Regions from separate parts of the Homo sapiens genome. Here region 2 is linked to region 1. A link is a loop called in an ENCODE intact Hi-C map of the cell type or tissue named here. Cell type or tissue: Calu3. All regions are shown on one strand. Each heading gives the region's core, and the rest is flanking DNA. Links, peaks and the distances in the headings are about the cores only. Region 1 has its middle 100 kb from the start of AMOT. Region 2 has its middle 160 kb from the start of AMOT.

The links. Peaks named below come from ENCODE experiments on the same cell type or tissue, not always from the same donor. Only the 100,000 strongest peaks of a DNase experiment are listed, where the experiment ranks them.
Region 2: a loop joins it to region 1, with 2.4 times the contacts of the local background. A loop is called at or near these places in 2 of 110 quality-filtered maps.

What each region holds. Positions count from the first base shown.
Region 1 is chrX:112,937,414-112,945,758 of GRCh38, forward strand. No RefSeq gene overlaps it. Among named protein-coding and RNA genes, the nearest start is that of AMOT, 100 kb to the left of the region's middle. RefSeq lists an enhancer at 1-324. In Calu3, for the core only: no CTCF peak of the experiment used is centred there; a DNase peak (open chromatin) is centred at 4,308.
Region 2 is chrX:113,000,540-113,008,884 of GRCh38, forward strand. It overlaps the pseudogene LOC124905274. Among named protein-coding and RNA genes, the nearest start is that of AMOT, 160 kb to the left of the region's middle. In Calu3, for the core only: no CTCF peak of the experiment used is centred there; no DNase peak of the experiment used is centred there.

The DNA of each region.
Region 1 (8,345 bases), core at 26-8,025:
CAGGAAACTTTTAGACAATGTCTCTACAGGAGCCAAATGCCACCAATTAAAAATTGTGGCCCCAGTTGGTTGCAGTGGCTTATACCTGTAATTCCAGCACTTTGAAAGGCCAAGGCAGGAGGGTCACTTGAGCCCAGGAATTTGAGACCAGACTGAGCAACATGGTGAAACCCCACCTCTAAAATATATATATATATGTGTGTGTATATATATATATATGTGTGTGTGTATATATATATGTGTGTGTGTATATATGTGTGTGTGTGTGTGTGTGTGTGTGTATATATATATGTATATATGTATATATATATTTAGCCGGGCATGGTGGTGTTCATATGTAGTCCCAGCTACATGGGAATTGGAGGTGGGAGGATTGCTTGAGCCCAGGAGTTCAAAGTTACAATGAGGGAAGGGGAACATCACACACTGGGGCCTGTCGAAGGGTGGGGGTCTAGGGGAGGGAGAGCATTAGGACAAATACCTAATGCATACGGGGCCTAAAACCTAGACGATGGGTTGATAGGTGCAGCAACCCACCATGGCACATGTATACCTATGTAACAAACCTGCACATTCTGCACATGTATCCCAGAACTTAAAATAAAAAAAGTAATCCCATTTACAATAGCTACACATAAAATTAAATACCTAGGAATTAACCAAAGAAGTGAAATATCTCTATAATGAAAACTGTAAAACATGGGTAAAATAAATGGAAGAGGACACCAAAAAATGCAAAAATATTCCATGTTCATGGATTGGAAGAATCAATGTTGTTAAAAATGTCCATACTGTTAATTGCAATCCACAGATTCAATGCAATTACTATCAAAATACCAATTACATTCTTCACAGAAATACAAAAACAATCCTATAATTTATATGGAAGTATGAAAGACCCAGAATAGCCAAAGCTATCCTAAGGCAAAACACACACACACACAAACACACACACACACACACACACACACAAAACAAAAAACAAAAAACAAAAAACAAAAAAAAAACTAAACTAAAGGAATCACATTACCTGACTTCCAATTGTACTACAGAGGTATAGTAACCAAGACAGCATGGTATTGGCATAAAAAGAGACACCTAGACCAATGGAACAAAATAGACAACCTAGGAACAAATCCGTACACCTTCAGTGAACTCATTTTTGACAAAGGTGCCAAGAACATAAACTAGGGAAAAGAAAGTCTCTTCAATAAATGGTGCTATGAAAACTGGATATCCATATGCAGAAGAATGAAACTAGACCCCTATTTCTTGCCAGATACAAATATCAAATCAAAATGGATTAAAGACATAAATCTAAGACCTCAAACTATGAAACTGTTACAAGAAAACATTGGAGAAAAGCTCCAGGACATTGGTCTGGGCAAAGATTTTTTGAGCAATATCCCACAAGCACAAGCAACCAAAGCAAACATGGACAAATGGGATCACATGAAGTTAAAAAACTTCTGCACAGCAAATGATACAATGAAGAAAGTGAAGAGACAACCCACAGAATGGGAGATAATATTTGCAAACTACCCATCTGACAAGGGATTAATAATCATAATATATAAGGAACTCAAATAACTCTATAGGAAAAAGTCTAGTAATCCAATAAAAAATGAGCAGAAGATTTGAATAGAGATTTCTGAGAAGACGACATACAAATGGCAAACAGGCATATGAAAAGATGCCCAACATCAGTGATCATCAGAAATGCAAATCAAAGCTACAATGAGATATCATCTCACCCCAGTTAAAATGGCTTATATGCTGGCAAGGATGTGGTGAAAATGGAACCCTTGTATACTGTTGGTGGGAATGTAAATTAGTACAACCACTATGGGAACGATTTGGACGTTCCTCAAAAAACTAAAAGTTGAACTACCATATGATCCAGCAATCCCACTGCTGGGAATATACCCAAAAGAAAGTATATCAAAGAGATACCTGCACTCCTATGTTTGTTGCAGCACTGTTCATAATAGCTAAGATTTGGAATCAAACTAATGTCCATCAACAGATGAATGGATAAAGAAAATGTGGAGCATATACACAATGGAGTGCTATTCAGCCATAAAAAAAATGAGATCCATTCATTTGCAACAATATGGATAGAACTGGAGATCATTATGTTAAGTGAAATAAGCCTTGCACAGAAAAAGAAACTGCATGTTCTTACTTATTTGTGGGATCTAAAAATCAAACAATTGAACTCACGGACATAGAGAGTAGACGGATGGTTGTCAGAGGTTGGGGAGGGTAGTAGGGGGCTGGGGGTGATGTGCGGATGGTTAATGGGTACAAAAAATAGAAAGAAGGAATAAGACCTACTATTTGACAGAACATCAGGGTGACTATCGTCAATAATGACTTAATTGTCCATTTTAAAATAAAGAGTGTAATTGGATTGTTTGTAACTCAAAGGGTAAGTGCCTGAGGGGAAGGATACCTGATTCTACATGATGTGATTATTTCATATTGCATGCCTGTATCAAAACATCTCATGTACCCCATGAATATATACCTACTATGTAGTCATAAAAATTAAAAAAGAAAAAAAATTTAAAAAGCACTAAATTTCTGTGTACTCCAAATTGTCTACAATAACAATGTATGACTTCTATAAATTGCAAATAAAAACCTATTTAAAGTTAAAAACCTAACCTGCGTTAAAAGAGCTGTAGCCTTCTATGTAATTAAAGCCTTTAATAAATCAGTTATTCTTTCTGATATTGATTCTGAATAACCGATTCTGAATAATTTCATATTGTTGAAAAATAAACAGAATCCCTTGTAATTGTTGTCAAAGTAGAAATAATACACAATTAAAGTATTGTCATAGCCTGGTATGTCTTAGAATGAACAGGATTCTAATTTATTTGTAACTCTATAAATAATTTATAAATTTCATAAATAAAGCTATTTATTTATAAATACATATTCATGTAGTTGTATATAAATATGTCAGTTTCTGTGAAACACAAACATAAGTAAAATCGATGTCTTTTCTCAGCTTCATGGCAATGTATTCATTTTGACAAGAAGCAGCAAAGAGCAACAAGCATGAACTTTTAGAGCAAGAAGCCCTGGCTTCCAGTCAGTCCCTGGGTCATCACCTATTAGTAGTGTGACTCAGGTCAATTATTTTCTGTGACCTCTCATTTTCTCTTCCATAAAATGGAGAAATTAATAATTTCTTTCTTAAGGGTTCTCATGCAGATCAAATTAAATAGTGCACAAGAAAGCACTCTGCAAACAGTTAATTGCTATATTCACTGTTCTTTATTATTTTATTCTAGATGAGACAAACGGCACCCTTTGCTTTTCTTGGTAAATTCATGGATGCTTGCTAACTAGAATTCTGCAATCAGACAATATGCATGTAGGGAGAATTTTGTAGAATGTTATTATGCTTCAATTATATAAATGTCCTATTGTAGCCTCTCCTTTCTTTCCATTAAAAAAGTATTCTTTTAAAACAATTTGTCAGAAAGCTACTGGTGTGATGACACTGGTTTATTTAAACACTACCACGTTCCCTCCTTTCTATGAGGATCATTTGCAGTTTCACAGACAGAATTGCCTTTTTGAGGGTTTCCAAATTTAGGTTCAGTGTTTTTTTTCTCATCAATGTTGAGTTCCAACTTAGAATCTCATTCTAACCTGACTGATGACCTCTCCAAGTGGCCTTCCCGTCTGTGGAATAATCAGTTAAGAAAACAACCACAGTTATTATTTTTTTTTACAGGACTATTGAATTGAGTTGTGTTATAATGCTAAGAAAGGACCTCAAATAGATCTAGCAATGAATACAATTTTCGTGGGTTTCGTTGGGTGACAGTGAAACTGTTGCCTAATATAAAAATAGAAACATAGGAAAGAAATTTGTAAGACTTCCAAAATATCAGCCATTTCACATGATAGTTTATAGTGCCTGGCTCTCTTGGGCATTGTAGTATTTATGTGTGTTTTGTTTGTTTGTTTCATTTTCTATTTGGAGCTAAAAAGACCTCGTGTTCATGTTGATGTAATGACAGACAAGGCTTTTTACTCTCCAAGTGCTCCAGAGCATACTCTGGGGTGTAGAGGATGTGAAATGCATAAACAGAATGGCTCCATAGCAAGTGCCAAACACAGGGTTACCTTCCTTTTGTTGCCCTCAGGTACATTCATTCATATTCATATCATCATCCTATGTACTAGTGCCCTCTTGTGAAAGATGTTGTTATGGGTGCACATTTTGTAGACATTTTGCCTATTTCTTCTCAAAAAACAAAAGTTAATGTATACCAACAGTGATTGGCTGGGCGCCATGGCTCACGCCTGTAATCCTAGTACTTTGGGAGGCCAAGACTGCCAGATCGCTTGACTTGAGCTCAGGAGTTCAAGATCAGCCTGGGCAACATGCTGAAACTCTGTCTCTAAAAAAAAAAAAAAAAAAAATAGAAAAACTAGCCTGGCATTGGGGGCACATGCCTGTAGTCCCCACTACTCAGAAGGCTGAGGTAGGAGGATCAACTGAGCCCAGGAGTTCGAGGCTGCAGTGAGCTGAGATCATGCCACTGCACTCTACCCTGGGTGACAGAGCCAGAGCCTGTCTCAAAACAACAACAACAACAACAACAAAACAGTGACTGAAGCATCTTTGTCCATCCCTTTCTCCTTCCTCCTTTTCCTTTTTGTTTTTTATATGTTCTCCCCTTCCATTTCCTCTCTTTATGCATTTTCTTTGCTTCGAATCATTCTCACCCTTCTTTATGTTATTAAGTATTTAGAAACATGAAGTTGATCATGAAGGATTTGAAAATTCTTCCCCATCTCCCACTGAGAATACAGAGGTATTGGAAAACATAGAATCATTGGACTCTTTAGGCCTTTTTTTTCAGATTCATCTCCATGGCCTGAAGTTATGGTGAACTGAGAGGAAGGGGTATTATTCTGGGGACCAAAATAATTACTGTCAACCTTTAACTTCAAGGTTTATTACAAGTTGCTGAGCCAAAAGTAAATCTGTAGAAATGTCCCACATGCAATATTTTTCTTAACAGAATGGGCCTCAGTTTCTTTGTCTGTAAAATGGGGTTGAAGATACTAACACATAATTAATAGTAATTATGGGAGAAAGGAACCAGATTGTCACAGGGCTTTAACTATCTTAAATTACAAGACAAGAAATGTGGACTTGGCTGTTACACAACAGGAAATCATCAAACTTTATTTTTAGCAGGTTAATTTTTAGAAAATTTATATCATGGCAGTGTGTGGCAGGGATTAGGATCAGGAGAGACTAAAGGTGGGCAGGTTATTTGACATGTCTAAGTAATGTGTAATGATAATAATTGCTAACATTTATGGAGTGTTTACCATATCCCGGGCATTTTGCTAATCTTTTATCTGCCTTATCTCATTTTATTCCTTCAGCCACCCTATGAGATAGGCAACATTTGTTATCTACATTTTACAGATGAGGAAACTGAGCTACAGAACAATGAAGAAATGTACCCAAGCTGTTACTTAGTATGAGGTCACCAAAGACGAGATCAGTAAGTGGTAGAACTAGAATTTGGCCATAGGCTGTCTGGCTTAACTACTGTGATGTACTGTCTCTAATGCATCAGTCAATATTTCCCCAAAGTGCCATCCGTATTCACTCATTAGCATTACTTCAAAGAGTATTTAATGATTTTGGAATTTTCTATGTAGAATGATTTTTTTAAGTAGTCTTACATGATGTGGGTATTATGTGTCTTGAATTTGTGATTTTTTTTTTTCAGAGAACGGAAGCTTTATCCCTCAAGCATAAAAAAAGATTGTTTATGGTGAAAATTATATTAAAATATACTTTAAGCTTCACTGCCTTTGTAAAGGGTTTTCTTGAATATGATTGATTCAAGGTTTTTATAAATTCTTTTACTGTTATGGCAAACCTTTGGAAACTATTAGGGTTTGGAATATTGTATGAACCTAAAGTGACTAACTTCAGATTAATTGCTTCTTTCTTCTTTTCTTTTCTTTTTTTTTTTAATTTCTGACTCTCTAACTCAGTGATTCTCTCCATTGTTAGGGAGGATTTAGTTTCTTCTTTGGCTATAAGCCCTCAGACCGGTAACTAATAGATGCTTCTTGTTTCCTTCCTTGTGCTCTGCTGTCTCTGATCACTGACGTCAGGGCATCTGCTGCTTGCTATCCTTCTTGTATTTTATAACAATGATTCCCTTTCCCTCTGCTTCTCTCTCTTTCATTCTCTTTCTCTGATCTCTCTCCTTTTCTTCCTATTCTTCTCAGTTTTGTTGCTAATGGGTCTGGATTTGGCTATCCAGGCTAATCCATCGGATATTCCCTCTTTCTAGGAAAAAGAGGGGTGAGGTGGTTTGTGTGAAATTTGGCTCATTACCTCTGGCCAGTGAAATACCATAAACACAAGACCTATAAACTATGCACCTTTAATTAACTCTTGGCTATTTTCATGATTTCCCTTATTTGGCGGGTTCTAGGTTGCTTTGAATAGCTGAGGTTACTAGACATCTGAATCTGAAAAATCATAGCTCTATGTTATTTCTTTCTTTCTTTCTTTCTTTCTTTCTTTCTTTCTTTCTTTCTTTCTTTCCTTCCTTCCTTCCTTCCTTCCTTCCTTCCTTCCTTCCTTCCTTCCTTCCTTCCTTCCTTCCTTCTTTCTTTTCTTTCTTTCTTTCTTTCTTTCTTTCTTTCCTTTTTTTTTTGATATGGAGTCTCGCTCTGTCGCCCAGGCTGGAGTGCAGTGGCGCGATCTCCGCTCACTGCAAGCTCCGCCTCGCGGGTTCACGCCATTCTCCTGCCTCAGCCTCCCGAGTAGCTGGGACTACAGGCGCCTGCCACCACGCCCGGCTTATTTTTTGCATTTTTAGTAGAGACGGGGTTTCACCGTGTTAGCCAGGATGGTCTCGATCTCCTGACCTCGTGATCCGCCCACCTTGGCCTCCCAAAGTGCTGGGATTACAGGCGTGAGCCACCGCGCCCGACCACTCTATTTTATTTCTGAAATATAAAGTTGAATTCTGGCATTTAACTTTGAAGACTCTAAGCTGTGTTACCTTTAGGTTTAATTATTTCAGTATTAGTATAATAGCAATGTAGCTGATGTATTCCAAATATTTGTATGTGAAATAATTATTAGTCTTTTAAATATTTTCCATTTTTAAAATATATCAGTTCCTGATTATAAGATGACATTATTTTTTGTTAGTCACTCCAGAAATTTTTAAAAAGCACTCAAAGCTCCCAGTGGTTCTAATATAATTGTATGGGCTCAATTAATGTTTGCTAAAATTGCTTAGAAAATATCTGAATCAGCCTGGCGCGGTGACTCACGCCTGTAATCCCAGCACTTTGGGAGGCCAAGGCGGGTGGATCACGAGGTCAGGAGATCGAGACCATCCTGGCTAACACGGTGAAACCCCGTCTCTACTAAAAAATACAAAAAATTAGCTGGGCGTGGTGGCGGGTGCCTGTAGTCCCAGCTACTCCGGAGGCTGAGGCAGGAGAATGGCGTGAACCCGGGAGGTGGAGCTTGCAGTGAGCCGAGATGGCACCACTGCACTCCAGCCTGGGCAACAAAGCGAGACTCCGTCTCAAAAACAAAAAAAAAAAAAAAAAAGAAAATATCTGAATCATACTTAGCATATTACTGCATTAAATTTTTAAGGACCATTAACTTTTAAAGGGAGTTTTGTAGCACTCAGATCTATTTGTGAAGTAGTAAGGTTTAGTTTAAAAGCAAAGCAACAAAATGAAACTAATTCTGATTCTTTGAAACAAAAGACTTTTTCCCATAAATCAAAACTGCATACATTTATAGATACAAATACTTCTTAATAAAATAACTTCCCTTTAAAACTGGCTTTCAAATATTACAATTCCTCATCTTTGTTCTTCTATATATATAAAACAAGCTTGATCATACTTGTCAGTTTAAAACTAAACCAAAAATAGGTCTTCAGAAAGGCATCATATATGATGTTTAGTTTTAAACTGACAAGTATTATCAAGCTTCATCTAAATTAAAGGTAGGAAAAATGGAGACTTTCTGTGCCTTAAACTTGTTCGAAAACATAAAGCTATTTTATCACTAATGGATTTCTTCAGCACAACCATGCAAAATGGCCCTATCACTGCTTTATTTAACAAGCTGTTTTTATTTGTACTAGAATCCTCAAATGAGAAAGGGAGTATATTCCATTCTGTTTACATTGGTTGTAAATCAGGCCAGAAGACCAGAAGCGAATCTTCACCTTCAAAGGAAGAGTTCTCTTTGATAGGAGGAAATCTTTTTAAGTAAAGCAAACCTTTTGATTTATACATTC
Region 2 (8,345 bases), core at 246-8,245, 63 kb after region 1:
TACAGGCGTGTACCACCATGCCCAGCTAATTTTTGTATTTTTAGTAGAGATGGGGTTTCACCATGTTGGCCAGGCTGGTCTCGAACTCCTGATCTCAAATGATTCACCTGCCTCGGCCTCCCAAAGTGCCTGGATTACAGTTGTGAGCCACCGTGCATGGCCTACCGAACCGTTTTCTGTAGTGGGTGCACTATTTTCACATTCTCACCAGCAGTGTAAGAGGGTTCTAATTTCTCCACATCCTCAGCAACACTTATTTTCGATTTTTTTTGTTTATAACCATTGCAGTGGGTATGATGTAGTATTTCATTGTGGTTTTGATTTGCATTTCTTTAATAACTAATGATGTTGAGTATTTTTAATGTGCTTATTACTGGTATATTGTCTTTGGAGAAATATTTATTCAAGTCTTTGCCATTTTTGAATTGGGTTGTTTGGGCACCTTTTAGATATGTTACTTTTTTCTCTTCTTTTTTTCACGTCAGATAGGTAATGTGCCTACCTTCTACTCCTAACAAGGTTTGAGGGAGGCACATCTCACATATATGTGTGAAAAACCAATCATCGCACTCATGAACCACAAAAGGATTTAGTCAGTTCCAGCAATGGAGCAGTGTAAATTATTCTCAACAAGAAAAATGAAACAAATTTTTAAAATTAGAAACAAACTTGAAGATACATTTTCTAGGAACTATGGAGAGTAAAGTATATATCCTAAGCGAAGAGGAAGAAACAGAGAAAAATAAAAGAACCAGAAAGCTTCAGGGAGATGAAGAGACCATAAGAGATGCTATTCCTTTAGTTGGGATAACTAGGCTGCCATGGCTATATGGTGTTTGACTAACTGAGTGTTGGGCGAGGGGTGTGGGACAAGACTGTAAATTGAGGATAAAAGAAAATCAGGAAGAACTATTAAGTCGAAGTGATAACAGATATAAAGATTAGCATTCTAATGAAACATTGGTATTTGGTTAGAGTAAGATATGTTGTGCAAATAAAATTGCATCCTGGAGTTCACTTGTTTGGCATTTGTGTGGCATTTTCAGGCCAGGCGTGGTAGCTCATGCCTGTAATCCCAGCACTTTGGGAAGCCGAGGCGGGCAGATCACCTGAGGTAGGACGTTCGAGACCAGCCTGGCCAAGATGGTGAAACCCTGTCTTTACTAAAAATACGATAATTAGTTGGGCATGGTGGTGCATGGCTGTAATCCTAGCTACTACTCTGGAGGCTGAGGCAGGAGAATCGCTTGGACCCAGGAGGTGGAGGTTGTGGTGAACCGAGATCATGCCACTGCTCTCCAGCTTGGGCGACATAGCGAAACTCTGTCTCAAAAAAAAAAAAAGTGTTTTCAGATTTCGTTATTATTTAAGTTTATTATATGCTTTTGATATGAACAAGGTAAAAGAAAGATAATATCTCTACTTCAATGAAACAAGTCTTAGCTTATGTCTTATAGATCAAACCTTGAGGGCTGTGGCATACAACTGCCATCTGGTGACAGTATGTTCGCATAGCAGCGTTAGGTATTTAATACATTAAAAAAAAAACCTACTTGTGGGCAGACTTTGCAAAACTAAAGTCATGATATAATAGTTAAGGGTCCCAGGGGTCTAAATTAATAAGATGTTTTATTTAAAAAAGATAACATATAGGCCAGCCATGGTAGCTCACGCCTATAATCCCAGCACTTTGGGAGGTCGAGGTGGGCAGATCACTTGAGGTCAGGAGTTCAAGACCAGCCTGGCCAACATAGTAAAACCCCATCTCTACTAAAGTACAAAAATTAGTTGGGAGTGATGGCGCATGCCTGTAACCCTAGCTACTGGGGAGGCTGAGGCAGGAGAATCACTTGAACCTGGGAGGCGGAGGTTGCAGTGAGCCGAGATTGGGCCATTGCACTCCAGCCAGGGCAACAGAGTGAGACTCTGTCTAAATTAATAAATAAATAAATAGTCTTTTTAAAAAAAGAACATAACGTGTCAACCTCTGATAATACTTCTTTATGGAAATCAAAGTGATGCAGAGACTGTTCCTGTTTATTATTGGCAAAATGGAATTTTTTATGGACACAGTTTATAAATTGTGAATGGTTTCGTTGTCTTAGTGATTTGATTTACATTTGAATATACTGTAAACGTACACGGCTGAGAAAGTGATTAAATTTTTAAAAAAGAATTGCATCTGAGAGGAGACATTTTGTAAGCTGTGAGTCTCTCATTTTAAAGTTTATAGTCATTTCAACAAAATCAAGCATCCTTTTTTCCATTGTGTAGTTCAATCTTTTTCTTTTTTCTTTTCTTTCTTTCTTTCTTTTTTTTTTTTTTTTTTTGGCCTGGCCATTTTCTCTCAAAAGATCAACCATTTTCTATGTCATGTAAAGGTTCTTAATGCTTTTAGAATTTATTTTACTTGAAGAAATAAGTTCGATAAGTCAAACCCCAAGATGATTTCAGGAGTAATAGACTTTCTTTTGAAAATAGGTATAATACTGGTTGCACAAATGTAAATGATCTGCTCCAATCATCTAAAGTCTGTAAGTTTGGTAGGGACAGACGACCCAATCTCCGGCTGTCTTCTCTTTTGAGTCCAATTGTGAAAGCTTGTCTTTTACTAGTCTCATTTTAATTAGCTGATAACGAGAAACAATGATGAAGTGGCCCGAGGGAAAGCTCCGAGCTATCCAACTGAACATCACAAGACTGGCTCTAGAGTCTAAGAAAAGCTAAAGTATTGCTTAGTTTTTTTTTATTTTTATTTTTTAACTTTCTTTTCTTTTTGTTTTTGTTTTTTTCTTTGAGACAGAGTCTTGCTCTGTCGCCGAGACTGGTGTCTAGTGGCGCAATCTCGGCTCACTGCAACTTCTGCCTCCCAGGTTTGAGATTCTCTTGCTTCAGCCTCCTGAGTAGCTGGGATTACTGGCATGCACCACCATGCCTGCCTAATTTTTGCATTTTTAGTAAAGACAGGGTTTCACCATGTTGGCCAGGCTGGTTTCGAACTCCTGACCTTAGGTGATCTGCCCACCTCGGCCTCTCAAAGTGCTGGGATTATAGGCGTGAGCCTATATTGCTTAGTTTTAAAGTAAAAAAAAGAAAATAACTCGGGGACAATTAGAGTTAGGAAGAAAGGAGAGTCTTAAATACCTTCCTAATTACACTGGTCTGGGAAGTTTGCTTAAGAAATTTTATAATTTTATAAATTATAATGGAATGCCATTTTCCTGAGGAAAACAGTCTATTTTGTTGAAATACCTTAGTTGAATTTGTAAGTGACTTTTAAATCTTCTTGTAGCTCCCTTTGTGAGCAATTACCTACCTATTTCTTTGGTTCATAGTAAGGAGTTACAGGCAAGAGAGGAAGGTATGGTGTCGGGGGAAGATTTATTCAGGCATCCACAGGAAACTCCTTGGGACATTTCCCTGAATCTTACCTCCATTATAAGCGATCAAGGCTTATTATGAGCCTTAATTGATACTTTACACATTTATCCAGTACTAGGCCTCTAACATCTTTAGTGTTAGCTTGAATAAAGTGAGTAAATAGTCAACAGTCTTAAAAATAGACTGATGTCTGCTTTTATCCATCTGTTTTTTACCCATCTGAAGCAAGTAGTTTGATGATAATGTTCCCCAATAATCAGTAGTTGGGAGTCAAATGGACACCTTGCTATCCATAATTTTAGTATGTCTTCACAGTAATGTCTGGATATCCTCTATTTTCTGCTGCTATAGACACCACACAAGTGTAGCTCTTAGTATAAAAATTGCAACAATTAAGTGGTTTTCTGTGCCCCCACTTCTGTCGCATCTGGCCCATCTGGTATGGAGGTAAGTTAAATCCATTTTTGCCGACATCATTTTCTCTTACCCAAGTTCTTAGAATGTTTACAATTTATGTAATATAGCAAATCCAAATTCACTGTTCTGAGGTTCATTCATGTTGATCTCTTGTGGCACTAGTTTTTGGATTCCTGAGCCACCATGTAAGAATACACTTACCCTACTAAAGGGATCACATAAAGAGAAGGAGAGTTTTAGTTGAGACCAGTCTTTAAAGCCATCCCCTACAAGAGACCGGGTATGTGAGTGAATTTGTCTTGGACCCTGCAGACCAGCTCAGCTGCTGAGTACCATTGAGTAACTTCAAGAGAAGGGCAGAGGAATTGGCCAACTGATCCCTGCCTGGATTTCTTACCCACAAAATTATGAGACATAATACTTTTTTTTGGTTTTAAGTTTTAGGGATGGTTTGTTACATTGCAATAGATAAAATAAAACCTAGCTAGCTTTCTACTCTTCCTTCAAGAGTTAGTTTAGGCTTCGTATCTAGGAAACATTTTCAGTTTTCCTTTTTAAGTGCCCTTCCCAGTTTGGATTAGGTGCACATTTTCTTTGTTCCCATGTCATATGAGTACTTCTTACACTGTATTCTATATTTCTAAGTTTATGCTATGTGCTCCACTAAACTGTGGGCTTTTTTAGGGTATGTCTTATTCCCCTTTGTGAGAGGAACTTACCCCAGGACTTAGCACATAGTGGCTATTCAAAATAATAACTAAATCATAGAATCTCAGGGTTGGAAGGACTTTGGATGTCATTTTAAATAATTTGATCTACCAAATGTTTGTTCCTTCAGCCTGTGTGAGAAGTCCCTCTCATGATGAGAACTTATTACTTCTGGAGGCGGCTTATCTTTAAACAGCTCAGACTATGAGCACATGCTTGTCAGCTTAACACTCTCCCTCTCCAATAATTTTTTTCATTCCAGTTCATCTCAAGGCTCATATACTTGTTAATATGTTCATTTGTGTTCACTTACCATAAGCTTTTTAGTGTTTATACCATGTGTACCTAACTGCATTATAAGCTTCAAATAAGGTAGCTATCTTAGACATATTTTCTTTTCCCTGCTGGAATGTGCTCCACCCAGAAGTAACAATTTCTGCTCTTAGCTGATAGACCAGTAGAATGAACTGGGTAAGAAAAAGAAAAATCACAAAAAAGAAAAACAAAAAATAAGAATGAACTGACTGAGTATGGGCTCTGGAGTCAGACATCTTGGGTTCAAATCTTGACACTCTCACATACTACTGATTATGTGAAAAAAGATAAGTTGCTTGATCCAAATAAGTCTGTTTTCCCATGTGAAACAAAACAGAGAGGGTGACTTCCTTGTACATGCATTTACATAGCACTTTATGTATATAGTATTATTTATATAGTACTTAGCCCAGAACCGAAAACATATAAAATGCTTAATGTGTGAATCTAATAATTACTATAGGTACACATTTCATAGGTTTATTCATTTAAAGGAAGAAAAAAAGAAAAAAAAAAAGAAACACAGTGTCAGTTGACTAAATTAAGCATTCTTTCTCATATTGAGCATTGGATAACTGCCTGGTTTTATTTTGTCTTTCTTATCTGCTTCCCTCACCTATGCCTGGCTCCTTTCTCTATAAAACTTTACTATGGTGGCATTCCATTTTTTAAAGCTTATCTGCTTTTGCCTTTTCTTTTTAAAAAACTTTTACTCCTAACCTTGAAAGAGAGATGGAAGATTTGAATGTGCAAATAACCTCATCTGTACACAAGATGATAGATGCTTTTGTCATAACCTTAGATAATCACAAAACCATTTGGATTAAAGCCTATGTTTCACTTGCAAAAAAAGTAAGGCATTGTATAGACAAATTCATCACCTAATTTCACTGGTAAAAATGTCCAAGTTCATACCATAAAGAATTAAGATATTATTCTACTATGGTTTCAGCCTAGCTCTGTGACTCTTCCATGTCTCAGCTTTCTCTACCATAAAACAGTTAATCATAATTTAGAGTCTAAAAAGAAGAAAATAAGAAGAAATAAAATAAAATAAAACAGTTAAAATAGTAATTTCCTATTTACCTCTTAGGATTGCTGTGAATATCAATGTAATGAGGTTCTTGAGGGTAGGTATTAGGGTGGGGGAATGATTCCTTTCCACTTCAGATGTTTCCTACCAGGTGGAAGGACATCCATTTGTGTAACACTTCTGGCACTGATTTGTTCCATACTCATTCTTAACTGAGGATGGGTGAAGAGCACATATTTGTTTTGCAACTTTGTTTTTTGTTTGTTTGTTTCTTTTTAGAGATGGAGTCTTGGGGTGGTGGTGGGGTCTCAATATGTTGCCCTGGTTAGTCTCGAACTCCTGGTCTCAAGCAATCCTCTCGCCTCAGCCTCCCAAGTAGCTGGGATTAGAGGCGGAAGCAACTGTGCCTGGCTGATTGACAACTTTGAATGGAGAAATTAAGCAAGCCTAGTGCAGTCCCTTCCTTTGCTCTGCTTCCTTGGGAGTAGCTGCCTGCAGGGAGCATATATTCTCCTTTGTTCTCCAGGGCTGGCTCTGTTTTCCAGGTCTAATTCTGTTGAGTGGTTAAGTCTGTAAATCTCAGGGTCTGATTATAAAGTCCATGTGGACTTAGATGCACCATATTCTTCAATACTAGTTTTAGGAGCAATGACGTTGGTATTTTGGTATCTGTCTACCTTACTACCATATGCTACATTTCAATTTGTTTCAGGACTTGAACAGGAAAGGGACTTTTTATCTATTGGGCTGCCTTAAAGACCCCTAAACCAAGGGACTAGGTTTTAATAATTTTTATAGTTTTAGCACCTACTGCAGGGTGTGGCACATAGCAGGTACTCAAAAATGCCTTCTTGGTGAAGCCCTTTTGAATAATGTGAAGTGCTGTTAAATGCATGATAATATTTGTTATTTATTTATTAAGGAAGAGAAAGCTGTGCCAAGCACGGTGGCTCACACCTGTAATCTCAGCACTTTAGGAGGCTCAGCCGGGTGGATTACGAGGTCGGGAGTTCAAGACCAGCATGACCAACATGGTGAAACCGCGTCTCTACTAAAAATACAAAAAAATTAGCCGGGTGTGGTGGCGTGTGTCTGTAATCCCAGCTACTCAGGAGGCTGAGGCAGGAGAATCACTTGAACCTGGGAGGCGGAGGTTGCAGTGAGCCGAGATCACTCCACTGCACTCCAGCCTGGGCGACAGAGCAAGACTCCACCTCAAATAAAAAAAAAAAAAAAAAAAAAAAAAAGGCTGTGTTGGTACATTTATTTATCTCAGTTTTCTGGGGGACTCTAATACCACAATATAGTTGATGCCCCCAGGAAATTTGAATAACCACACACAATGTTCCAAAAGTTTTATAAAGTAGCATGGAGAGCTCTCTCCTCCTGCATATATTACAAACTGGAAAACTCAACTATAAGGCAGTAATACAATTTACTTAGGCACTCACAGCAAGTTAATAGTAATGGTTGGAGTAGAATAACAACTTCAGACCTTTATTAAGTAGTCTAGGTTCTTATTTTAATATCTGATGAATTACACTGAGACTGCATCTGTAAGATTCCAAATCACTAAATGTAAATGCCAGACTTGTTCCTCCATTCAGAGGATCAGAAATAGTTGGATATGTTCTAGAATCTTTGGATCACAAACAAAGCCATTGAGGTAGTTTGTATGGAGGAAGTAAGAGACTATCACAATAAAAAAAGAGATGTAAAGTTATCAGAAGAGTAATTTCCAGTTAACTGCACATTTATAGAGACAGCAACAGATGTGTGACAGCTGGGTTAATTGAATGTCTGGTGGACCTTTTTCTACATAAGATAATCCTGTGTGCATATTATGGCGAAGAAAGCAGATGTGACCAGTCAGTTGTCTAATGAAGATAATAAATGTCACCTGGAGAGTATACTGATCTACTAAACTTAATGGTTTGTTTTTCTTAGCTTGCAAGATAATCTGGCAATTAATTTTTGATGGTGTGGTGAATAAATTTTACATCTAAAGCACACATACTATTAAAAAAATTATGTGACAGAATTTGCTATAGCATTTCCTATTTTTAGCTTTTATTTGAAAGTTTTCCAAAACGTATGTTGCCATGAATTTCTAAAGCCATAACCCCATCTCAACACCACTATGTATATATGCAAATGGAACTGAAGTCAGTGAGTTTGATAATTCTGCTGACTTGGGCTGCTAGAACATTAGCTAAGTCTTGATGTGTAAGAAAGAACACTGGTCTGTCAGCCAGGACACCAGAGATCTAGTCAGTGGCTGTGTCACTCAATAATTTAGGGACTTGGATATTTACCCTTGACTCAGAAGTCTTAGGGAAATAAAAAGAAAAAAGAAAACGAATATTTACCTCTCTGGATTTCACCCAATCTCATGTATCTAAAATTAGATGACTGGGCTAGATTGTACTAATTCCTTTTTGCGGTCTGACCAGCCACAATGGGCTTGGACCCACAGTGATCAGCCATGACC